Regions from separate parts of the Mus musculus genome. Here regions 1 and 2 are each linked to region 3. A link is a loop called in an ENCODE intact Hi-C map of the cell type or tissue named here. Cell type or tissue: left cerebral cortex. All regions are shown on one strand. Links, peaks and the distances in the headings refer to the core of each region. The heading gives the core; the rest is flanking DNA. Region 1 overlaps Mapk10 (mitogen-activated protein kinase 10). Region 2 overlaps Mapk10 (mitogen-activated protein kinase 10). Region 3 overlaps Mapk10 (mitogen-activated protein kinase 10).

What was found. Peaks named below come from ENCODE experiments on the same cell type or tissue, not always from the same donor. Only the 100,000 strongest peaks of a DNase experiment are listed, where the experiment ranks them.
Region 1: a loop joins it to region 3, with 1.9 times the contacts of the local background. A loop is called at or near these places in 4 of 42 quality-filtered maps.
Region 2: it touches region 3 in a loop (2.2-fold over the local background); 4 of 42 quality-filtered maps call a loop at or near these places.

What each region holds. Positions count from the first base shown.
Region 1 is chr5:103,099,888-103,107,717 of GRCm38, reverse strand. All of the region lies in intron 2 of Mapk10 (mitogen-activated protein kinase 10), which reads left to right. Among named protein-coding and RNA genes, the nearest start is that of Mapk10, 110 kb to the left of the region's middle. In left cerebral cortex, for the core only: no CTCF peak of the experiment used is centred there; DNase peaks (open chromatin) are centred at 1,719, 3,425, 5,451, 5,778 and 1 more place; H3K27ac peaks cover 3,793 bases.
Region 2 is chr5:103,090,988-103,098,817 of GRCm38, reverse strand. All of the region lies in intron 2 of Mapk10 (mitogen-activated protein kinase 10), which reads left to right. Among named protein-coding and RNA genes, the nearest start is that of Mapk10, 120 kb to the left of the region's middle. In left cerebral cortex, for the core only: no CTCF peak of the experiment used is centred there; DNase peaks (open chromatin) are centred at 2,051, 2,374, 3,069 and 4,441; H3K27ac peaks cover 4,280 bases.
Region 3 is chr5:103,160,751-103,168,580 of GRCm38, reverse strand. All of the region lies in intron 2 of Mapk10 (mitogen-activated protein kinase 10), which reads left to right. Among named protein-coding and RNA genes, the nearest start is that of Mapk10, 47 kb to the left of the region's middle. In left cerebral cortex, for the core only: a CTCF peak has its summit at 4,376 (motif pointing right); DNase peaks (open chromatin) are centred at 1,683, 3,044 and 4,767; H3K27ac peaks cover 2,226 bases.

The DNA.
Region 1 (7,830 bases), core at 1,073-6,072, 61 kb after region 3:
GGGAGCATTTCAGAGGTGGTGACAGAAAGTGCGTAAGGGCCAGAGGTGGTGTGCATGTTCACAGAAACAGTATTTGGCGGACACAGCAGTGAAGCTGCCTGTATGTGCTCACCGCGCCTGTGACAGCATGCACAAGACCTGCCTGTGCTCATGTGGGACCAGATTCCAGGACAGAGAGGGAAGGTAGACACAAAGTCCCACTCCTGGCTGAGGGGGTGTGGACAACTGATCGCTGTTGGGAGAGAAAGAGGGGAACCTTAAGAGCATAGCCCCTGGTAAGTTGGCCATGCTCCAGGAGAAGACCACGTGTTCAAGAAGACAGCCAGTACAAGTTGGGCATGATGTGTTTAAAAAAGAAGGGAACACCAATTTGGGTGGATAGGGGGAGGGTAGTGATATGGGAGGAGTTGGGGGAGGAGAAGTATGATTGAAATATACTGTATGAAAGCCAAAGAACTAATAAAAATATTGTAATTTAAAGGGGGGGGTGGCATAGTACCTGCCATCATTAGATTATATTTTTAGTAACTGACACTATCTAGGCCTGGTTCTATAAGTGTAGACTTAGTAATCAGCTCCAAACAAAGTGAAGTATATGCATGAAGTTTCCTTAAAATGGAAGTCATATTTACCATGTGACCCAGCGACACTCCTCCTGGGTAGGTATCTAAAGGACGCCAGGCATGTCACAAATATGTCACAGAGATACTTGGACTCGAGGAAGCAAGTATGAAGGTGTCATGATGAAGCCTAATATCATTTTTTTGTGATGGATATGTGTAGGAAAAAGTTAACAAAGGAAGTACCCCAAAGAAGGCATGAGTAAAAAAAAAAAAAAAAACAAGCCAAAATAGAACCAAACTAAATCATCTTCGACGGTGACAGCAAACAACCTCAAGAAGAGCGTGAGAGTTTCAGTTTGATGATGGAATGGAACTTCCCTGAAGTCTAGCTCAACCATAGCTTACGAAAACATGAACATCTGTCAATACAGTAATATTGAAACATGTAATAAAACAATCCCATCTATTATTCATTTTATATGATTTGAATGGAATGCTGTAGGAAGTATGGTAATTATAGCTCCAGTTGCTTTGGTATAATAGATAAAACAGGAAATTCCGATTGGCTTTCAGGCTCTTGCATAACCTATATCCAGATGTATTAGGCATGGGGTCTGCCAAATTACCAGTTACTACTTAGTCCATTTTCCATTACTGACCTTGAAAACCTCACCTCAGTACTGAGAGGCAGGGGCTACTGTGATCTCTATTTTGTAGATGAGGAAGCAGAAATACTGATTGTTAATGACTGGTGGGCTATGGTCATCCAGATGTTGAGTGGTCTGGCTTTTGGCGCCCAAGATGTTACCGACTGGCTGCATCTTTCCACAAACCTTGGGAGCTCTTGGCAAGGTGTCTGCTGGAGCTGGGCTTATCTTCCCCCTACCTACATCCCTGTTCTCATCCCTGTGCGTTTCCTCTGCCAAGCATGCCTTTCATGGAAATTCTATAAGTTTTCAGCAGTCCTTTTGAGCCTAGTCTCTGCGTTTCTGACACATCTTCCCTTTCCAATTTCTGTCTTCCTTCCTATCCATATCCTTATTTAGGAACTAGCCTTGGTAGGAGTGAGAATGCTGTCTGAATTAAAGATCGTTTCTCTCACTTCTGAGGAAATTAGTCCTTGGTGTCAGCATGGGGCTGGGACACATGTGAATAGGATATTCCTCGGTCCAACTCTCTTTCCTTGACATGAAGCAGTTGGCACTGCTCCAGCGCAGCTAAGAAAGAACACTCTGGAAATAGTTACTGGAGCATCTACCCACAATGCACTTCTCTCTTGTTCTCCGCAGAGCCCAAAGCTTGAATGGGACCCTAAGAATTCTTTTGCTTCTTGTTTTACATACATGCCTTTTATTTCTTTTCCTTCAATGTCCATGTACCAGAGACAAAAAAAAAAAAAAAAAAAAAAAAAAAAAAAAAAAAAAAAAAAAAAGAATACAATGAATTGTCCTTCCTCTCTGTGTCCAAAGCCCACGGATTTCAGGCATAAATCTGGCATGGGTACCTGTTCTGGTGCCTGGCAGGCCATCTGGGTGTTCAGTAGTGACCCAGGATTCACATGTTTTGTAATAGCATCTTCTAAAAATTACCAGGCAAAGGAATGCTTCAAACAGGCCCGAAATCTTCACATGGATTCAATGTTCAACAAACACTCAAAGAATGGGACATTCTTTTGCTAATATCTGGACCTGGGCAGCCTACTATGAATTTGATGATGTTTGTCTTTTAGGCTCCCAGGCTCCTCCTTGTCAAACTGTTCTTGGTGTAATCCTTTATTTAAAAGCAGAAGAAAGGAAGAAAGAAGGAAAGAAGCATTCTTTGTAAGGTTAAATGTAATAATTATGCATTTTAAACTTGACATTGTAAATTTTTCCCCATGGATATTTTCTTTATTTACATTTCAAATATTTTCCCCTTTCCAGGTCTTCCCTTTAGAAACCCCCTATCCCACACCCCCTGCCTCTATGAGGGTGCTCCCCCACCCACTCACTCCCATCCTCCTGCCCTGACATTTCCCAACTCAGGCCTGATGGTCTCTCCTCCCACTGATGTCCAACAAGTCCATCCTCTGCCACATATGTGGCCAGCGCCATGGGTATCTCCATGTGTATTCTTTGGTTGGTGGTCCAGTTCCTGGGAGCTCCTGGGGGTCTGGTCTGTTGATACTGTTGCTCCTTCCATGGGGCTGCAAACCCCCTCAGCTCCTTCTGTCCCTTCTCCAACTCCTCCATCGGGGACCTCCAGGCTAGGCTCAATGGTTGTCTGTGAGCTTCCGCCTCTGTATTTGTCAGGCTCTGGCAGAGCCTCTCAGGAGACAGCCATATTAGACTCATATCAGCAAGCACTTCCCAGCATCCACAATAATGTCTGGGTTTTGTGGCTGTATATGGGATGGATCCCCAGGTGGGGCAGTCTCTGGATGGCCTTTCCTTCAGTCTCTGCTCCACACTTTGTCCCCATTTTTTTCTCCTGTGAGTCTTTTGTCCACCCTTCTAAAAAGCACTGAAGCATCCATATTTTGGTCTTCCTTCTTAGACTTCATATAATCTGTGAATTGAATCTTGGGTATTCCAAACTTTTGGGCTATTGTCAGACATTGTCCTTTGGTATCAGGGTGGCTCCTTACGTCTTTGGGGGAGACAGGAAGGAAGAAAAGAACTGGAATTAATAAGTCATTTCTAGCCTTACAATCAAAGCTTACAGCATATCGGCTATTAAATAGAGACTGGTACTGTTGGTAGGTCTATTTAAAGACTTTTTTTAGATGCATGCTGAGAAGTGAAACAGAACTATCATGTCTCTTCCTGTTCTTTGTTGTGTGAAACTCAGTGCCAGAGAAAGTTTTTCGCTCACTGAGGGTTTGTACTTTGAAAAGCCATATTCCTAATTTGGACTGGCAACTGTGCCAAATATCTTGGCAACTTTACAAAAATAGCTTTAATGTTAAGGAAAAGTGATACGTGATAAAGCCTGTCATATTGTGTTATCCTCATAGGGGACAGAATAAAATTAATGCGGCATTTCCTTGTTAGCTTGAGATTTCAAACTGAATCACGTTTTACTCTAAGGAAGAAGTACATATATGGAATGCATAGCTGTTTTAGCTTACTTTCCATTGCTGTGATAAAGACAAAAAGCAACTTCGGGAGGAAAGGGTTAATTTCACCTTACAGCTTACAGCCCTTCATGGAGGAAGCCAAGGAACGAACTCAGGGCAGGAACCTAGAGGTAGGGGCTGAAGCAGAAGCCATGAAGGAAGGCTGCTTAGTGGCTTGCTTTCTATGATTGCTCAGCCTGCTTCCTTCCACAGCCCAGGACCACCTGTCAGGGATGGCACTGCTCACAGTCATCAGTTAATTAACTGAGCGAATATCCCATGGGCTTGCCTATGGACCAGTCTGATGGGGGTTTTCTCCATTGAGGCTCCCTCCAGTTCAGGTCAAATGGACACAAACACTAACAAGCACAGTGACTTTTTTTTTTCTTCTGTTGGTTTATATCATCAACACATAGAAATAATAAAAACACTTTTCTGAAAAAACAGTAGTCACAGTTAATAATTACAGTATCCAATAGTGTGCATTTCAATGTCTTTCTGAATGGACTTTAGGAAATGATTGGTGGGCTGGAATGTTGTATAATAGCTTTGGGGTTATAACTGTTATAAACGATGCTACAACCTACTATTGTGTGTCCAGTGGCATTTATTATATGTAAACACTAGTATACATTATCTTTGATGTTTATTAAGTTTTCAGAATGGGTCTTGTTGTTTGTAACTTGAAGGAGAAGCAGAAGCTCTGATAAGCTCTGAGAGATTCATTTACTTGCTCAGGCAACAGTGAACCCTAGACTTAAGATTCAAGCTAAAGGTGGTGGCATGCATGACTGAGGCAGGAGAATCCTAAGTTTGTGGCCAGTTGGGGCTGTATAGTGAAACAATTCAAAACGAAACAATGTGAATCATTTAGCCACATCTAAAGCCTCTGTTGTTTTAACTGTATTCAGCGTTGTATCCAAATAATCATCGGCTATTCACAGCCAAGCCTGCTGTGGCCTCTGCAGCTCCCCTGCTGAGCCAGCTGGAGAGGAATCTGGAAGCATGACCATCTCAGCCCTCCATCCTTGTAGACTCTCCAGTGTCTAATGCTTGCCTTATTGGCTGGGTCTGAAGCTGTAGGGTAAGATGGTCCTTGGATAGGTTCTAGTCCAGTCAGCCTTCAGGACAAAACGAATTGAGGGAAGGTGCGGGAAGAGATCTGGATATGTGAGTAAACTCAGTCTTAAGAGAAGACCTGGAGGGCTGGAATTAAATGGGACTCGAGAACTGAGGTTCCAATGATGCTCAGTCACTGGACTGCAGAGTTCAGTTCCTTCTTCATCCAGTCTTTAATGCATTAAATAATTTATTCAGTTATTCAATAAATCAATTTTCAGTGTCTACTATGTGTCTGGAGTATCATTTTGTTCTTTACATAGGATACTGTATAAGCCAGTTAAAGTTAAAAAGAACAACCTGAAATGTTTTCGTGGTGTGAGTGTTAATTAATTTTAGATGATTCTATTATCTGTTTACTTTATGCCTTGGTGTTAGGACCAGGCAGTTCATTCCTGATGTAATAAGATTCAGAATTGCTGTAAGTCACTTTTTGCATCTCATTTATTTAAGGAGACAGGATGCAGAAAGCTAAGTAGACTACTCATGCTGAGTCCATGTTGAATCTGTACATCAAGCCAAGAACCATGCTCTGGTGTTCCAGGTGACACTATGAAAGATGATTCACATGAACTGGGTCTGACTCCTGCCCTGGCCACAGAAGCAAGCATCTCCCACAATGTTTCCATCGGCAGCATGCCTTTGGCATTTCCAAGAGTCTAAAGCTATGCCTCTGAGAATTAATTATTTATTTTTGTTCCTCCTGTTACTGATGGAATAAGCAAATCAGATTATTTTTCACCATGAGCTGTGCTGCCTAGCAACATAAGTAGCATACCTCTTCTAGCAGGCCCCCAAAAGGGAAGACCTAGAAAGTGTGTCAGTGTTAAAGGAGAAAGTGAAAAGATTCTAACTCCCTTATTCTACTCATGCATCTAACTCTTATCTGTTTTAAAATGGCATGGGGAAATATCTTTAAATGTTATGGGATAGTTAGAATTCTTTCTTCAGTTAGAATCTGACACACCTAAAAATAAACCCAGTTCCTGCAACATAAAGCCTCAAGTCCGCTTTGCACAAGCAGATGGTTTTAGGTATTTGAGTGGCCCAATAAGATAACTTCAGAGTGGCCCAATAACTTCAGTGCTGGTTGTGACACTGGGCTGAGCTGTGGCTGAAGAGACCTTGAGGAAGAATGGAGACACAGAATCAACCCTATATAAAGCCCTTGGAACTAGCTAATATTTCACATCTAGTTTGTCATCTACATTTAAAAATGTTGCTTTCTGTGTCATGAAATGGGACTAGAATAGCCATCAGTGTGTGCTGCAAACCATTCCCATATACTTCAAAGACATCATATTTCTTTTATCATGTGGATTATAAAGGTCATGTCAAAATCTTCCCCATTGAGCAGTAGACATTTTTGTCTCCAAAGTGTATCTGTAGCATATTATGCTGTGTCTTGCATGGTAATTACTCAGTAAAAATAATGAGTTTTAAGTGGGTAAACAAAGAATGAGGACTATATCCCAAATGTATATGATAAAGGACTTAAGTATTAGGTTTTTTTTTTTTTCATGCAGGACGAAATTTCTTTATTAATGACTTGAAAATCTAACTTCCTTGGAGTTTTATTTTAATAGCTGATTGCTTATTTCCCTTTAATGATGGCATAGGATAATTGACCTATCAGTTAGCCCATAGTACAAACTTTCAAGATTTGTATTATTCTGCAGGGAACTTGAATAGGTAACATTTGTCAGGACATCCAAGAGCTTTCTCTCAATTTCAGGGAATATTTATTGATATCTTTGAGGACCCTAAATAGCAGTTTTAAAGACCCAAACATGACATTCAATTTAATCCTTTAATAACAGGGAAAAGTCTTCTCAAATCTATTAAGGAAACAGTATAATTCAAACGTAAAGAGAGACAATGTTCTATGGAGTTTCTCAGTTCGCTAACGATTCTGGATCTTCCATTCACTAGTTAAAATTTATATAGTGGTATTTTCATGGACTATATTAATTAAGTCACAGTTCTGGAAATAGACTTTTAGAGCACAACATGACATTTAGCTCATGGACTTTGGGATTAGACAGCGTGGGTCTGAGACAAGGTTGGTCAGCAACCAACTGTGATCGGAGTGAAAGACTCCATCTCTGCTCTATTCTTCAGTGCTTCATCTGAAACTGCAGAACAGGGTGTGTGGCACTTGCAAGGCTTTGTGGGAACTGTCAGTTGAGAAACTTTAAAAACTGTCAGTCAGCTCTAAGTGCTCAGTGTCTGCTATCATTAACTTGTTTGAACCCCAGCAATTAATAAATCATACAGATACCATTTAACTCTGGTGCAAAGGGTGAGACTTTAGTGTTCTGTCTACCATACCCCATTAATTTATGATAGTTATTTGGAGAGGCTCTCTCTGGCACTTTGAGACAGCATAGTCTTGCTATAGTTGCTATGTTTTTGTCTGAAATGTGACCTTTTGGTTGTTTAACTATGTTGCCAGTTGATGGTTTTTGTTAATGTGAATGATGGAAAATATATTTGCTTTTAATTTTAATCCTACAAATTTATTGCAGTATCCCAAGTCAATAAATACTTCCAAATTTTTAGAGTTATAGAAAGTGTCAGCTGATTGCTGAGAAGAAAGCCTCGCTTGCTGTGCCCAGAAATCTGTCCTGTTCACACTATTAGAACAGTAAATCCCCTGCTCTGATACTTCCTGGTTATATAAAACGTGGAGTCATGGTCACATCCACACTAACATTTGCACCCCACTAGGAGGTGTTAGATAAAATACTGTACTTAATTTAGAAAGGGTATTTTGCAGAAGACACAAATAGATTTAGTTATTCCCATGTAAGTCGGTGCCTATGTGGCTCAGGGGAAAGGCACTGGAAGGGGGTTAGGTCTGTTGTACTTGTGCTGCAATGCAGGAGAGCTTTGGAGATGGGAGATACAGGGGTTTCCGGAGCCCCCATGAAGGAGATGGCTCAGGTGATGAGAATAGCTGAAGTCACTGAGGATGGCAGGGTACGTACTGAAAGTTGAAGGGTGTTTAAAGAGGAAGAGAAAAGATGCAGACAAAGGAATACTGGGTGG
Region 2 (7,830 bases), core at 1,510-6,509, 70 kb after region 3:
GAGATTAGAAGGGAGACTGAGCCAGGCATGAGGTTACTGCTCAGTAAGTGAGCGGGTACAACGTGGAAGGAAAGAGGGAGCCAGCGAACATTGAGGCTCGCCTACGGGAAGATCTATGTGTTTAGGACCTGCTATTTGACCTGAGGATCCTGCAAGGATGCTGGCTGTGAGTGGGCATGGTAGCTAGGCTTAGCCTTTGTTACTTTCAAAAGAAAATTAGTCTTCAGTTTATCATATTTGTCAGTTATTTTAACCCAACTCAGCCTTTTATTGACAGGGCATTTACTCTTCAATTGTAGTCATTAGAAGACAGCAAATAATAAGAAAATCATTCATCTGTGAGATGAATAAAAATTTCAAGTTTTATTTTTCTGGTCGTGTATAGTTGGAGATATATTTATTCTAGTACCCAATAGCATTGACATTTTCTTCTTTAAAACTGAACCATGAGAAATGGAATTTGCAATAAAAATCAAAGGGGTCAAGTTATAGAGCATACAAGTTACTTGGGAAGACAAATCTTACTCAACTCCTCAAACTGGAGTGAACTTGACATTTTGAAGATCCCCCCCCCCCATGGGCATGTGTGCGCATGCACACACACAAGCGCGCACACACACACACACACACACACACAAGCACACACATACACACACATACAGAGAGAGAGACAGAGAGAGAGAAGAGAGAGAGAGAGGAGAGAGATAGACAGACAGACAGACACACACACACAGAACACACACACACACACACACAGAGAGAAGATGAATTATATTTTTAGTTAATCTACAATGTGGTTATTTGCTCAGAAAAAAACTAGATACTAAAATCAATAAAATAATTTTCTTGAAATACATACCTCCTAATTTGAAGGAAAATCTATTCTTTGAGAGCAATGGATCCCTGAGTTCTGAGAATAAGCAAAACAGAAACATATTGCTAGTGGTTTGGGTCCTTTTCAAAGCAACAGCAGTTAAGGAATTGAAACTTTTATACTTATGCTTAACTTTATACTTATACTTAACTTTATAACTTTATACATGTAATTTCTTGTACTTAAATATAATTTCTCATACTTATCTTTATACATATCATGTCATTATTGTATCTATAATGTGGAAGTTCACCATCGGTGATTAGAATGAATAAGCCAATTTTACTCATGGGTGTATTTCTACTCTCTTCTAGAAGGAATATGGAAGTTTTCAACACAATTTATGCATCGGGCAAAGCACCAGTTTATTCATATCGGCATTAGTAGTTTGTAAAAACATAAAAACATAGTTGCAAGTACAACAACAGCTGCTTATGGGGAGGTGTGGGGAAGAAGTCTTGATTTCAGAGTGTCTTCTAAACATCAGGTTTCTAAATACATAGATCTGGTCTTGTGTCTCTAAGTGTTTTACTCAGTAAGAGTGCAATGTAATACCTGCACCAGTCCCTTCCCATTTCCTGTATTTCTTTGTCTTTAATGTTGCCTCCTAAGAAACAAACTGTGATGTTTATTCTGCAACAATGATATTAGAAGTTTAACAGTGAGCAAAGTAAGCTAAGATTGTTACAAGTAAGGTTAAATGAATCATAGCTTTGAAACTTCGGAGACTTCCTAGGATTACTGAGTTACTCTCTCTGGTTCTCCGGGAGCAACTGCCAAACATTTGAAAACACCCAGAAACTAGATCCTCGACCCCAGTGATGCTCCCTCTCTTGGCATGACCACGAGTGCAATTGCTTGCCACTGTTCATAAACAAGGAATTACACTTTCCAGTAGTAAAGAACCATTTTCCACTGGGGAGAGAATTGAGAGAGACATAGGAGACTATGCAAATAGAATATATAGATCTCAAGGCAGTGATGGATTACATAGGGAGTGGTTTATGTGTATGCAATGGCCATGCAGGCCAGAAAAGGGATGTCGATCCTCTGGGACTAGAGTTCTAGATGAGTATAAGCTACCATGTGGGCTGGTGATTGAGTCTGGGTTGTCTGGAAGAGCAGCCAGTGTTCTGAGTCATCTCCCTAGTCCCAAGTCTTGAGTTTTAAATATTAGTAAGTAGAGATATAAAGTTTGACATTCAGCGTAAGATGTCAGTTTAACTTAGAGACTCAGGGAGTTTTGCAGCATCCGTGGTGATGCATGAGGGCAGATGGAATGAGAACTGCATTGTCAGAATGGCATGGAGAGCCAGAGAAAGAGATGGGTGATAGCATGGAGACCCGGTCAGGATGGCATGGAGACACAGAGAAAGAAATAGGGCTCCTCACAAGGCCATCTCTTTTCCTGACTAATCAATCTATCCCCCAAGACCATGGTGCATTGAGGCAGAAGCCAGAAGACAAGAGCTGTCATAGACAGAGACTTCTGCCAGATTTCTCTCATAATCTTCATTCATTGTGTCAGAAACTAAATGTCTAAAAAGTCTTGGCTTACGAAAAGCAATCCAGTTTATCTTGGAATCCACAGCAAACCCCACGCTGAAACTGAAGGGGAGCCAATAACTGGTGGCAAGGGAGCCTGAAGGGTCCAATTCATTCCCTTGCTCTCTGTTCTCTCCCAGTGCTGGTCTCTCCATCCTTTCTCCCCATGTCAGTGAGTCCTTCACTTCCCCTCTTTTAAGTGAAAATGTGACTTTCCTCACTAGAAAGCACAATGATGCTGCTCTGCTAAAGGAGACAGTTACTCTGATGGCATTGTTCTTATGTCTCATCTTCACAAATGAAGATAGGATAGTTGTTTATTTTCTGTGGACAATATTTGCGGCCACAAGCATCTCGGTTCTTTCATATGATGTCTAAGAAGAGGCAGTGCTTATTTAGGCGTCTTAGAATATATTCTATTTGACTTTGAGAATATATACTTCAATTTTTTTCTGGGGTTTTGCACATTGGCACCTTTTCTTGGACTCCTAACATGCAAAGAGCTATCTTTCATAGTGGGCAATTGCTTCACTTCTGTGGGTTGCTCCCTCAAGTTTTACTTCAGTGAGAAAATTATTGGCCAGTTGGCGCGAAAGAACACAGGAAGTACATGATTGAGCTTGCTTCTTCCCAGCTATGATTTCAACAGTTATAGCATTGGCCACTGAGGAAAAATAATAGTTTGCTCCTCCCGTCAATCTGTCATGTCTTCTGGCGGTGTTGCGGCTCAGGAACGGCGTTGAGATTAATCAGTGTGGCTCTCGGTAACATGCTTCCTTGACACAAATACACTGTTAAGGCCCCGGGAAGTGTTGTCCGTGGCTTGTTTACAGCCATGGCTAGGTTTTCAGAAATGCTGACATTTGCTATTTGGCATCTTTCTTTGTTATTTTCTCAATTCTATGGAATATTTAAAGCCAGAGATTTCATGGGATTTAGACATGATTAAAAATTCAAAGACACATTGGTAGCTCTCTTCAAAGTTGAATAAGGGCTGCCTCTAAGTTATGTCTTCACACCAGAACTCCCTAGATGTCTGTTCAGAAGTACATATCAGTGGAAATAAGAGCTACTTTTATGATATACTTAACCTGTGATGTAGAGCAGCCTTCTACGAGTGTTATTTAAAACACAACAGAGCTTCTCTGTCTGGGATGTTTTAAGCCCTCCTAATGAGTACTTCAGATGCCCATAAATACGCCACTGTAAGATCCACAGTGAACTAAGCCACTCGCCTCTCGATGATGGCAGTGAAGTGTCCACTCAAGGCTTCATGCTCCGAGACAGATTTCTCTAATCAGGGCTCTCAGCTCCTTGGATGTGTTCAATTCCCTGCACACATTTACAGAACTCAGCTGACTCTTCTAGGATGAAGGATCTTAAAGCAGAAGGAACTACATCTTCTGCAGTTGGACAAAGGTCAAGGGCAGGGCGGGCCTGAGGCGCTCTTTCTAGATGCCCCGTTTCGCTGCACTTGGGCCTGGTTCTTGCTTCATATAATTTTCCCGCGTCCAGATGCAGGGCTTTCCTTAGTGCTCTTGCTGTTTTCTCTTTGCATTCTTTCAGGGACATTTGCATTACCAGGAACATGGCATGATGGCTCCCTTATTCCGATTCTGACTGCAGATGCCATTAGAGTTCCCAAATTGCGTGAAAAAACAACAACTTTGCTAGAGGATTTAGTACAGTAATTTTCCACCGTTTGTAAAAACCATAAGCAATGCACTTCTTCCAAGTTACTTCCAAACCTCGTTCTTTCCTGGCTTGTTCTCCTCCAGGGACAAAACAGACAGGCAGGCAGGCAGACAGACAGACAGACAGACAGACGAATTTTCAGAAGTTCTACTTTCATTCTTTAATCGAAGGCTGACAAGGAAGTATGGGGAAACTTTCATATCTTATATTTCATATTTTCATATTTTAGCAGGCCATGTTGCCTACAGTTATGGTGACCATCTTATGCTGCATGAGAAAAATCATAAGACTGTCCTTACATAACTGAATTACTAAATCAATGCCAGCAGCCACCCACCTCCAGATGTCTTTGAAATGATAAAATGAAATCCTATTTATGGGTTTCTCTCTCTCTCTATCTCTGTCTGTCTGTCTCTTGTTCTCTCTGTCACACACACACACACACACACACACACACACCACACACACATACACACACACACACACACACACTTTGGTTTTCACCATCAGACTCTCCTCACCAGGGAGGTGGCCGAGTTCAGAGTTTGAACTGGCCATGGAACTTCTTTTGGGTCTGTTGACCTTATTATCTCCTTCCTTCCTTTGGTTAGTTCTCTGTTAGCTCCTGCTCCATTCTGATTCCACTTTTGAAATGATTGCAGAGTCGTCTAGGCTGCTTTGAGTTTGTTAAAAATTTAGACCTCCATGATATCTTGATTAATGAGACCTCCATGTTCCTAACAATACAAAACTGAAGTCTATGGTCAGTTGCCTTGGAAATGTTTTGAGAGACTGCAACTTAACTGTTCTTTATTGGAGTACACTGGTATCACTACTCTTCAGATCTCCGATGGTTTTCTTCTGTGCATCTTTCTGCGGTGCCTCCTCTGTCTGCGCCCATGTTAAGTGTGAGATCTCAGGGTCTAGTGTGCAGTTTCCACTATGGTAGCATAACATTTCTGGCTGTACTTTGAGATTTCCTGGGGCCTTCCATGCCCATTTACCTCAGACTGGAGTTCTATTAGGCTGTGCACGCAGTAGGTTCTCTATGTATAATAGCATACTGTTTAGATGGTGACTGGTATGTTGAGATGATATAAAAACCTGTTTTCTGTTCTTTTCTGGAGTATCTGGGTTGTAAAAAGGTTCGAACCTGACACAGATTTAGAGACGCTCTAGAGTGGTGGTTCTCAACCCTCCTAACTCTGCGACCTCTTAATACATCCCATGGTGTGATGACCCCCAGCCATGAAATAGTTTTTGCTGCTGCTGTAAAACTGTAATTTTGCGACTGTTATGAATCATAATACAAATAATCTGACATAGAGTTATCTGATCTGCGGTCTCCAAAGGGGTTGCGACTCACAGGATGAGAACTGCTGCTCTTAAGAAAGATATTAAATTAACACTATAAGTAACATGATTTTTCAAATACTAACTCAAAACTGAAAGTGAAAGATACGCTTGGAAATATTAATGAAAAGACAGTAAAACACAGGCCGATTATAAGATGGCCAGGAAAATAACCACACGGCTTCACCAGGCATCAAAATAATCTCTAGGCACCACAAGGTGAAGTGCAGCTCTTGAGCCTTTATCTCTTTCGCTTTTTGCCTTTGGTCTTAGATAAAGACATAGATGCACTAAAAGAGCAAGCAAGAAAACAGAAACAAAATAAACAAAACCACACTGTGACTTTGTACTTAGCTCTGGCAGTTCAGCAGTGTCTGATATATAAGGAAGAGTCACAACAGCAACAAAGACAAACTTTGCTGAGCTTAGTCACATGTGGAGTTCTGGTTATTTTTATTCAGTCCTTAGAGCATGTCATCTCTTGCAACCTTTGCCATTCTGGAACATTCCCCGTGTGTTCAACAGGTCTTTGCTATGATGCTAGAGACCAGATTACCTCTGCCGTCTAGAATGCCCTTATTTCACAGCAAGACTCTTAGTTAGCCTTTAAATAAAATGTGTAGAGTTCATCAAGTCCCCCACAAAGCCTTGGGGAAGCCATTCTCGGGATGCTCATGTCACCAGAGACCACACATATGTTGTTGATACAGTATAGTGCATTCCTGCATTATGGCAGAGGTGACTAGTATGACCCCCTCCCTCAAGACTTTAATTTTATAAGTGTAAGAGATATGATCCACTTATCTCAGTAGATCAGTCCTAATGATGCTTGGGACAGAATAAGTACTCAATGAATCCATAGCAAATAAATGAGTGCCCAGAAGGGAAGCGACTCAGCATTACAATCCAATGGCTGTAACGTTGGTGTGGCTACCACAGCTTTTTGTATCAGGGCAGAGAAAAAGCATGGGGTTGACTGTACAATGATGGCTAACGATCAAGGATTTGCAAACAAGATACTTGGGTATATTACTGTATTAAGATTTGGGGGGTGGGGATCTAAGAAAGATACCTTGACGACAGTTGCCAACTTAATGAAGTAATTAAGAAACCTTAACTGAAGAAGGCACAGAGAAAGAACTGCCTGAAAACAGGAGCTCTAGTTTTTCATCTCAGTGATACCCTTTCTTCTTTGGTGTGAGCTGCAACGTCAGCCTGGCTTCTGCAGTGATCAGTAGATGTCTGCTAGTGGAACTGACATCAGTGCCCGTCCCTGTCCTCTAGGAGAAGCTTGACTGAAGCCTCCCTTACCGGAGTCAGCCTTCTTACCTCGGACGTGTCTGGTTATTCTAGACTCTTGTGGCTGTCAAGCTCGGGATGTGGTTGATCATAATGGTGTGATCAGGAGACTCAAGAGAAGACTATAGAGAAGTAACATCTCCCCTTTGCTTAGACTGGGAGGGATGACATGGTTAAGAGCCCAGACTCTACTGCTTTTAGGTCTCACTTGCTCTGTGAAGTGAGGTGAGCTCAGTTTTCATCTCATCAACGTAGTGGGGACAACAATAATGCTAACTTTACAAGGTTACAATGAAGTTTCCATGAGTCACCTCCCGGAAACTATGTGCACGGGTGTTGGTCAGCTATCCAGTGCTGTAACTCAAAATCTGAGATAATCCACTTTCAATGATTAAAAGGTTTCTGTTGGTTTATGCCTTTGTGGGCTTCCATTTCTGAATAGTTGGCCTTGTGGGCCTGTGACAAGGCAAGTGCACATTGATGGGAAATGTAGGGTAGACCGTTGCTTACCTCATGGTGCTCAGAAGAAAGGAAGGAGGGAGAAGGAAATAGGAGAAACATATATTATTCCCCAAATGACATAAACTCTCCTCTCTAGGCCTTGCCTCATGCACTCTCCACTCTCCCAATTGCACCGCTCTAGGCCTCAAGCCTTGACATTCCGTGTCCAAACCATAGCAGCTACTCAGTATGCATTGCAAGTACTAGTAAAGTGTCTGTTCCCATTCTTTGATGGTTTCATCAAAATCAGTGTGGTGTGTATAGGGTCAAGCAGGGAAGAGATATGTAAGCAAAACTGTTCACTATGTAAGTATTGGTTTTCTTGACTTGTAGAAATATCCAGATTGGTTTTGAACATTTGTCACTATGTGATTACTAGATTCTAGTTCTAAATGGAAAGATGAGGCAGTGGAAAGCATGGGATTAACTACCTATTAATTGTGTCTGGGGAGTGGGAGAGAATATCTCTGCTGATTGTAAGATGGAATATATTCTCAACCTTAGAGCGTATAAACCAATCACAGGAAGCATTCCCACGAAGTAACTCAGATGGACAGAACTTT
Region 3 (7,830 bases), core at 1,302-6,301:
AATGTCTGTTTTCAGGTTTTTAGGAACCCTTAGAGTGACTTCCACAGTGGTGGTAGCAGTTTGGACTCCCATCAGCATGCCGATTTGGAAGGGCCCAGCCCCCTGTGGAGCAGACCACCTCTAGACAGTGGTCCTGGGTGGTGTAAGAAAACAAATTGAGCAATCTAGGAAGGAGCCAGCCAGTAAGCAAAGCAGCACTCCTCCATGGTGTCTGCTTCAGTTCCTGCCTCCAGTTTCTTCCTTGTATGCCTGCCCTGATTTGTCTTACTGATGTACTGTGACTGGAGAGTTGTAAGAGGAAAGAAACCCTATCCTCTCCAAGTTGCTTTTGGTCATGGTAGTTTGTCACAGCAATAGAAGCCCTAACTAGTGTACAGTTAATGGTAACCAAGGACTATTCTTGCATAAAACTTTGAATTAAAGAGAATTTCAGTTTTATTCTTTCCTTTTTACTGTGAGGATTATAAGATACAAATGCCTCTTTTCAATTTTAAGAGTGGAAGAAAATTTCATGATCTAAAATTTGTAGTTCATAATGGTGCTGGGGTGGTGCTGCTGGTGCTGCTGGTGTTGTTGGTGCTGGTGGTGGTGGTGGTGGTGGTGGTGGTGGTGGTGGTAGTGCTGGTGGTACTGGTGCTGGTGGTAGAGGTACTTAAATGACAATCCACTTTGTGCCAAGCTATGTTCTGAATAATGCTGAGTACTTTTAGCATTCTGCAATCAAGTTCAAAATTCATTAAATAAAACTTAAATATCAGAAAATATAGCTTCAATTATTCCTTCAGCTGAACGCCAGTTCATACTAGCAAAAATAGCAGTAAAAGCAAGTTTTCATTTTTAGTGGTGTGCTTTCTTTCCAGTCTCAGATAGCTTTGAAAAATGTCCTCTCTCCTTCCACAGCAGAACAGATGTATTATTCCCCCGTTCTATTCTAAACTAAGCTAAGAGCTTGACAATTCATGAGTAAGGAGCTTGTGGGCATTATTCCTGGATCTATGCACCTAAATAGGCTATTTATAATTTAACTAAATCATGTCGTGAGACACATCCTCCCTGGTGAAGTGGGGGAGGGCCTACGGGAACTCATGTACCAAGAGAGGCATAAAGGTATTGTATCGCCATGTTCTCTTATAGCGTCATTTAGTTCTCTTTTTCTCTTTATCATTTTGAGGTTTAAGCTATTCAGCAAGGAAAAGTAGATTTTGTGGAAGACTGTACTAGCCTGAAAATTATGCAGAGATATTGCATTACGTCAGATATTTATTTTGGGAGAAAAAATGCAGCAATAAAATCTAGCTATTTGTTGTGCTACATGGAAGACTTTTGTATCTCTTCCCCACACTGGAGCGTATGACACTAAGATAATACTTAAGGACAATAGGCAGTATGAACCTCAGACACTATTCCTTATTTTCAAATGGGTAATTAACCTCAAATCTGAAATTTATGATGCCAAGCAACCATTATTTTTCACTTCAAATCAATTTTTTCTACCCTATTAATATTAATGTTGCCAGCATTTCCCTAATGGACGAGTGTCAGGACCTGAGACATTTTTTGACATCTTTATCTCTTAAATGCTTTCACCTGGTAGTGTGCTGTGCACTTCCTGCCTGGAACACACCCTTTAATGCCACAGCCAGGGCTCAGTTCAGGATTCAGTCTGCTGCATGCCTGAACTGAATATGGAGGCTTCTCACTAGCATCTTTCCTCAGTCTCCTAGGTAAGTAGTTGGGTGCAGGAATCTCCAACTTCAGATCACTAATGTGCCCCAGAATTGACGGCACACTGGTCCTCAGCCTGGACTTTACAGGAAAGCACAGGCACCATTTCTGAGCAACACTTGCACACACAAAGCCTGTCTGTGCTTCAGCCAAGCTAGATCATCCATGCTTTTTGAAGGGTCACCGCACTTCTTGACTTTGGGATAACCTTGGTTCATATCTTTACCTTCTCAAGTCCTCTATGCTTGTGCATCCCAGAGCCCAAGTCTCCACATCCCAATGTGGATAGGCCCTCTTTTCTATGCAGTGGGATCTGCCTTTTAAATTGTAAAGTTCCTGTTGGTATAACCAGTGTTACATCTTATGATGCCCATTTCATTGCCCCTTTCTCATGCACGAGAGCCCAGGTTCTTTTTATGAAGTGGTAGGGCTGGAGCATGGAGTTTTCGTCACCCTCACACCTCTCGGGCATGTATATGATCAACTTGCCTTCAGCACGTTCAAAGCAAATCTCAACCTATACAGCATAAGTTTGTGGGTTCCCTTTCTCACAGGGCAGCTCTGCGAGGGCAGTCAATTTCTAATTAGAGAAATGAAGAGTCTTTGTCTGAAAATTTAACTCAGAAAATGACAGTGCCTTTGGAGGTCACCTGGATCTGATGTCTGGTTTTCTCTCTGTTGTATTTGTTATTTGTTTCTTCTAGGTCCCTTATCGTCATACCTGGGTTGTCATTTGAATGACAGCACACATTTGGAAGGTCAGGAAACATGTGCTTGAATGTTCCTCGCCTACCCTTTGTACAGCCTGAGCACACATGTGGGCACATGTAGAATTAGTCTTACTTCAGTGCAACCTAAGGCCCACCATAGCATTGTTCATTCAGTAGGTAAGAGGCATCTCAGAATATGTTAGTGTCTAAGCTTTGTCTAGTTGTTGAAATATTACGAGTAAACAGAAAATATTTCCTATAATTTCTCTTTGAATCTCCCCCAAGAACTTTAAATTTTTTTTTTAATGTTAAGGGGCAAAAATCTGCTCTGTGGTAGCTCTTATTTAATTTTGCACAATGACTTTGGCCATGCTGTCCCATATTCATGGCTCCAAGTCTGTGCGTGTGGAGAGATAGGAAGGCAGTGAGCGCAACAGCACACTTCTCACAGTGTTTAGTCTGGGGCCACTGAAAGTTCCTGACTCACAAGAAATCTACAGAGCCAACAATATCTTTATAATACTTTAGTTCTCCTTTTTCCTATCTGCTCTTCCAAGAGTTTGCAATGAAGCCTCTGAGAGATGCTCTGATCTCTGATGTCACGGTCACAAGGCACCGAATGCAAAGGCAAGTGGGAGTCTCGGTCTGTTTTCAGTGTGTGGGAGTCTTGCTATTTTACTTTGTGGTAATGTCAGGCACAGCCGTTGATTCCATTATCAGGATGTTTAAAATCATGCATGCAAAAATTGCCTCCTGATTATCTTGAAAAAAAAGTGATTATTTTTATTGAAATGGAAATAGACATTGAAGTGACATCTATTTTGTTTTGCCATCATATTTCAGAATTACGATTTTTTTTTTGAGTTTTTGGTCATTTGAATTCTAGGACATGACTGTTGTTCAGTTACAGAAAATGATCCTAGCACTCTGGCATAACGGAAACAGAGTCTCCCAGGGGATGGCTTTAAAACAATCTTCGAGGACTGCTTGAAGTTTCCTAAGCCACATCACCTTTTTCTAGGTTAAAATTCATAGATGAAAGTCTCTTCTGCATAGGAAGCAAACGGGGATAAAGGATAGTTAGTATCTATTATGTCTGCTACTTGGTCACAAGCAAGTATGTATCAATGATGGATTTCATTTTATAAAATGTTTTTAAAAGATGTTTAAAATGCATGCTAACTTTCTGTACATATGTTTATGTACAATAACACTAGAAACCACAAAGGACATTATGTTTCTATTTACATAACATGTAGGCTCCCACATATGTCCTTGCGTGAACACCAGGGCCATAAGGTTGCCATGAGCTCAGAGTCTGATTCAAGTACAGCAGCTGGGGGAAACATGAGAAAGGGTAGCTCTGAGGCCGCGAACAGAGACCTATGATTAAGTGAGATACATATTTCAAGCATACATATTTATTTGGAATTTAGAAATCTAACAAGAAGAAATCACGTATTATATTTAAAATACCCCAAGTAATTCGTAATTCTAGAAAACGGAGATTTGAACAGATTAAGTTTTAGGGGTACCCATAGCATACTCTTATCCTTTGAATTGGCGTGATCATTGCTTATTGGGGTGCAATATGAGTACTAGGTGCATATTCACAATGGCTCGGATCCATCATGAGATTAACCTTTATGGCTCCTTAAATGTTTATTATGTTTTTGGGCTGAGAACTGTTGGAACTCTTTTCGAGTTCTTGATAAACAAGAACAAGTCCTTGTAAACTAGTTCACTGCCTTGTGCTATAGTACACAGCTGCTTAAAATGGGTTATGTCCCCATATGGGAGGTTTGGTGGTCACATAAACTCAATGTAAAGCCATACAAAAACAACCCTCAGGGAAAGGGTTCTGAGCCTGCGAGGACCCAAGATTGACTAAAAGTAGTCAAACTTAGTGAGTCTGAGTTGTTTGAGGCTGTGTGTTGTGCCACGAGAGGTCACTGTAGCTTTGGGTGTGAACACAGCAGATGACTGCACAGTGCACACCTGCCACACAGCCATGCAGGGCCACCAAGGTTTACTGTATGTGCAGAGTTTCCTGCTCTTGCAGAATGTAAAGGTCTATTGATGTGATTCCTCAGGACCCATGTGTCAAATCGGTCCATCTTTGGATTGTAGTGCTAGAATATCTGAGTTCAGAAATTATTGTTTGAATTGATGACTTAAATCTTATAAAAAGTACTATCTACTATCAAATGGGGGTGAGTGGGTGGGAAGTGGCTCATCCTGTGAAACAGATGCCTCACAAGTACGAGGACCTGAGGTTGATCCCTAAGACCATATGAAAGTCTGTGTGCACTGGTCCATGCTTGTAACCATGGTGAAGGAGAGAGATAGGTATATCCCTGGAAACTTCCCGTCCAGTCTTCAAAGCCTGCTTGGAGATGTTCCCAGCTGATGAGAGACCCTGCCTCAAAGCAAAGGTAGGAGGCACTGTTTTAGCTTGACATCTGAAGTTGCTCCACCCTGACATGGGAGGATGTACATTCTCACCCCACCCTCAAAATCATTAAGTGAATTTTGGCTTGTAGAACAGAATTCTAACAATTTCTGAAATGACTCTTAATATACATCTGCCACTTTATTATGTATTTATATAATATATCATTCTCAGCACTGATAATTGTGAAATCAATATATTGATCAACTGAAAAATATTGAATATACTCTCTGATGCAGGATCAGATATTCAGCCAAGACTTATTTATTTATTATGTAAAAGTAAACAAGAAGATTCATCTCATTAGTGTGAAATTTGCTTTGTCTTCAATGAGTGTTAAACTTACTCATATGCCAAAGGACTGTTTTAAAATAAATTTATGATTTATTATTATAAATATTGGTTTGCATGCTTAGTGTATATATATGTCTGATATATGACAGCAACTACTCACGAGACAAGGCTATGAATGGAGACTGCTTAGGAAGCCCTCAAAGAGTCAAACTTGCTCCTTTGATCTTCAATCTTGTTCTCTGACTTCTGGAGACCGCTGTACTGTCTTCTTCTGAGATCAACATTTCTAGTTTTCATGCCTTAAGGTTTACAATTCTTTTAATGTCTTCCCACTGCCTGTGAACAAAATCTGCCTTTGTATCACATGTGAAATCTTTCAACTTGGCTTTTTTCAAATAGCCTTCCCCTGTTTCTAATGACCTAGATGGCTTTTCATGGCTTCGTTGACCACTTTCCACTCAATGTTTGAGTTTTAGGCATATCCAAGTTTCCGCCTTTTACTGTCTGTGTCTTGTGTATAGTCTCTGTAACCCAGGATGCTTGTTTCTTCCTTTGTCAGAGAGAATTGTTCAGAATTGAAACGGGCTTGCAAGGTTGATTGGTCATAGTGGTGCAGGAGGAGCTGACTGGCCTGTCTTTCAGTTTTGTGTTGGTAGAAGGTGAATTGTTGGGAATTGAGGGTTCCTGTTTATAGCTATGTGAGTGACTTCTGAGCATATGAATTTGTGTAAGTCAAATAAAACATTTGGTAGGTTCTCCATCTGAACAAAAGAGATGAGTTTAACTTTTTGAAAATGATGTTTTCACCCCCCTCCCCCAATCCTCTGTTACTCCTTAGAGTATAGTGACAACACTGTCCTAGTATGACATTTTCCAATCCCTAAACAAAATTAACCATGTGTCATATGTCTCACAATGCTGCTGTTGCACTTCTGTTTTACCTTTTCTAAGGCACCTACCATTTTTTCCCATGAGAATAGCCTTGCCATAAGAGAAAACATTTTTTATTTATCTTTGTATCGCCTCTCCCTTTTCAGAGTACAACACATGGATGCAGATATTTGCATTGTTCTGTCAGAAGTCACCAAGGAAGAAGAACATGCTACAGTGTCTGTTGGATGAGAAATTGGTGGACAGAGCAAAATCCAAACATTTTCACTTGCTATGAAAAATATAATTCAGCGTGATATGGAAGAGAGTCACAGGGAGAAGGTTAAAGGAGACAGAATGTCCCCAGAAGATAGACTGAGTATGCTGAGATCTAAGGCTTGTAGTATGGCTTCTTTCCAGAAGTGCCTTAGTGGAGACATTTTTCTTCTGTCATACTTGATGCATTTGTAAATTAAGGCTAATAATTAATGTAATTATCAAGACAGAAGAATTCCCACAATGGGATGTTTGAGGCGAAAGTGTGCAGGAGGCAGCCTTCCTTGGCTCATTTGTCAATGAGTGGGCACAGGAGACACTCAGAATAAATACAGCTTGAAGAAAAACTAAGAAATGGCTTGAATCATTAACACATATTTAGAACCATCTCCTGCAATAATTAGCATAACCCCCACACCCTTCTCGTTCATTTTCTTTTGTCCGTGAACTTGTAGATGAGGATTTTTGACAACAAAAGCCACCATGAGAATGGAGAGCGACTGCCCCACCCCCAACTCCACCCACAACATTCTGCACACAATTAAACTGAGTTGTGTTTGGATACCTAAGGATTCCAGTGCATTTCCAAATGCTTGGGAGGTTTTTTTTTCTGAAGCAAGGAGAGATTTCAAATATTTACTGGCAAATAGTCCATTTTTCAGATAGACTTAAAAATTCCACAGTAAATGTTCAATTTATGTCTTGGCAGGTGAGAGAATCCAAACTATTTACTAACACAGTTCATCCGTGTTTCCATGACAACAGAGGCAGTTCCTGTCAGCCCAGAGTGGCTTTGCCAGTTGACTTCAGCAGTGAACTCTGTGTGATGTTGCCAAATGTCTGGCTTCTGTGTTTCCAGTTCCAAGCAATTGTTTCTTATTCTGCATGCTAATGAGTAGTCTACAAAGGCTGTGGTTCAGCAGCATTGAAACCAAGACCAGAATGGGTGGTAGAAAACTAGGGAGTGGTTTGCCCAGAGTGAATTTAAAACTGCATCTAATTGGATGGCACATTCCCTAACCAGCCATGACAGTGCTTCATTAATAATTTTACCATGCTATTATTAGGCAGCTGGGCCTGGATGAGAAATGGCTGCATAGCTGTTATCTTTGAATCAGTTGCCTTTTCAGAAGGCCGTGCTGCCTTTAGCTGGTTATCATCATCATGTAAATCCAAATGACTGTGCACATACATGCCAGCTGAGAAAGCAAATTGCAACCCAAATGCTTTTTCGCTTTTGAGAAATGTTCATATATTGATTGCTCTGACACAGAGAGAAAGCAGCTGCCTGCGATGCCAGCTGAGAGATTTAAAGTGAGAGAAAGGGAAAAAGAAAACATCTGAGAGAGGAGAAAGTGAAGTGGATTTTGCCTTTTGAACACATAGAGAAACCGAGACTTTAAATTCTAAGCACGTCACCATCACCACTGTGTGTGTGCTCTGTGTGTGTGTGTGTGTGTGTGTGTGTGATACCCTAACCCTGAAAGCAGATGGTCAGGGTCA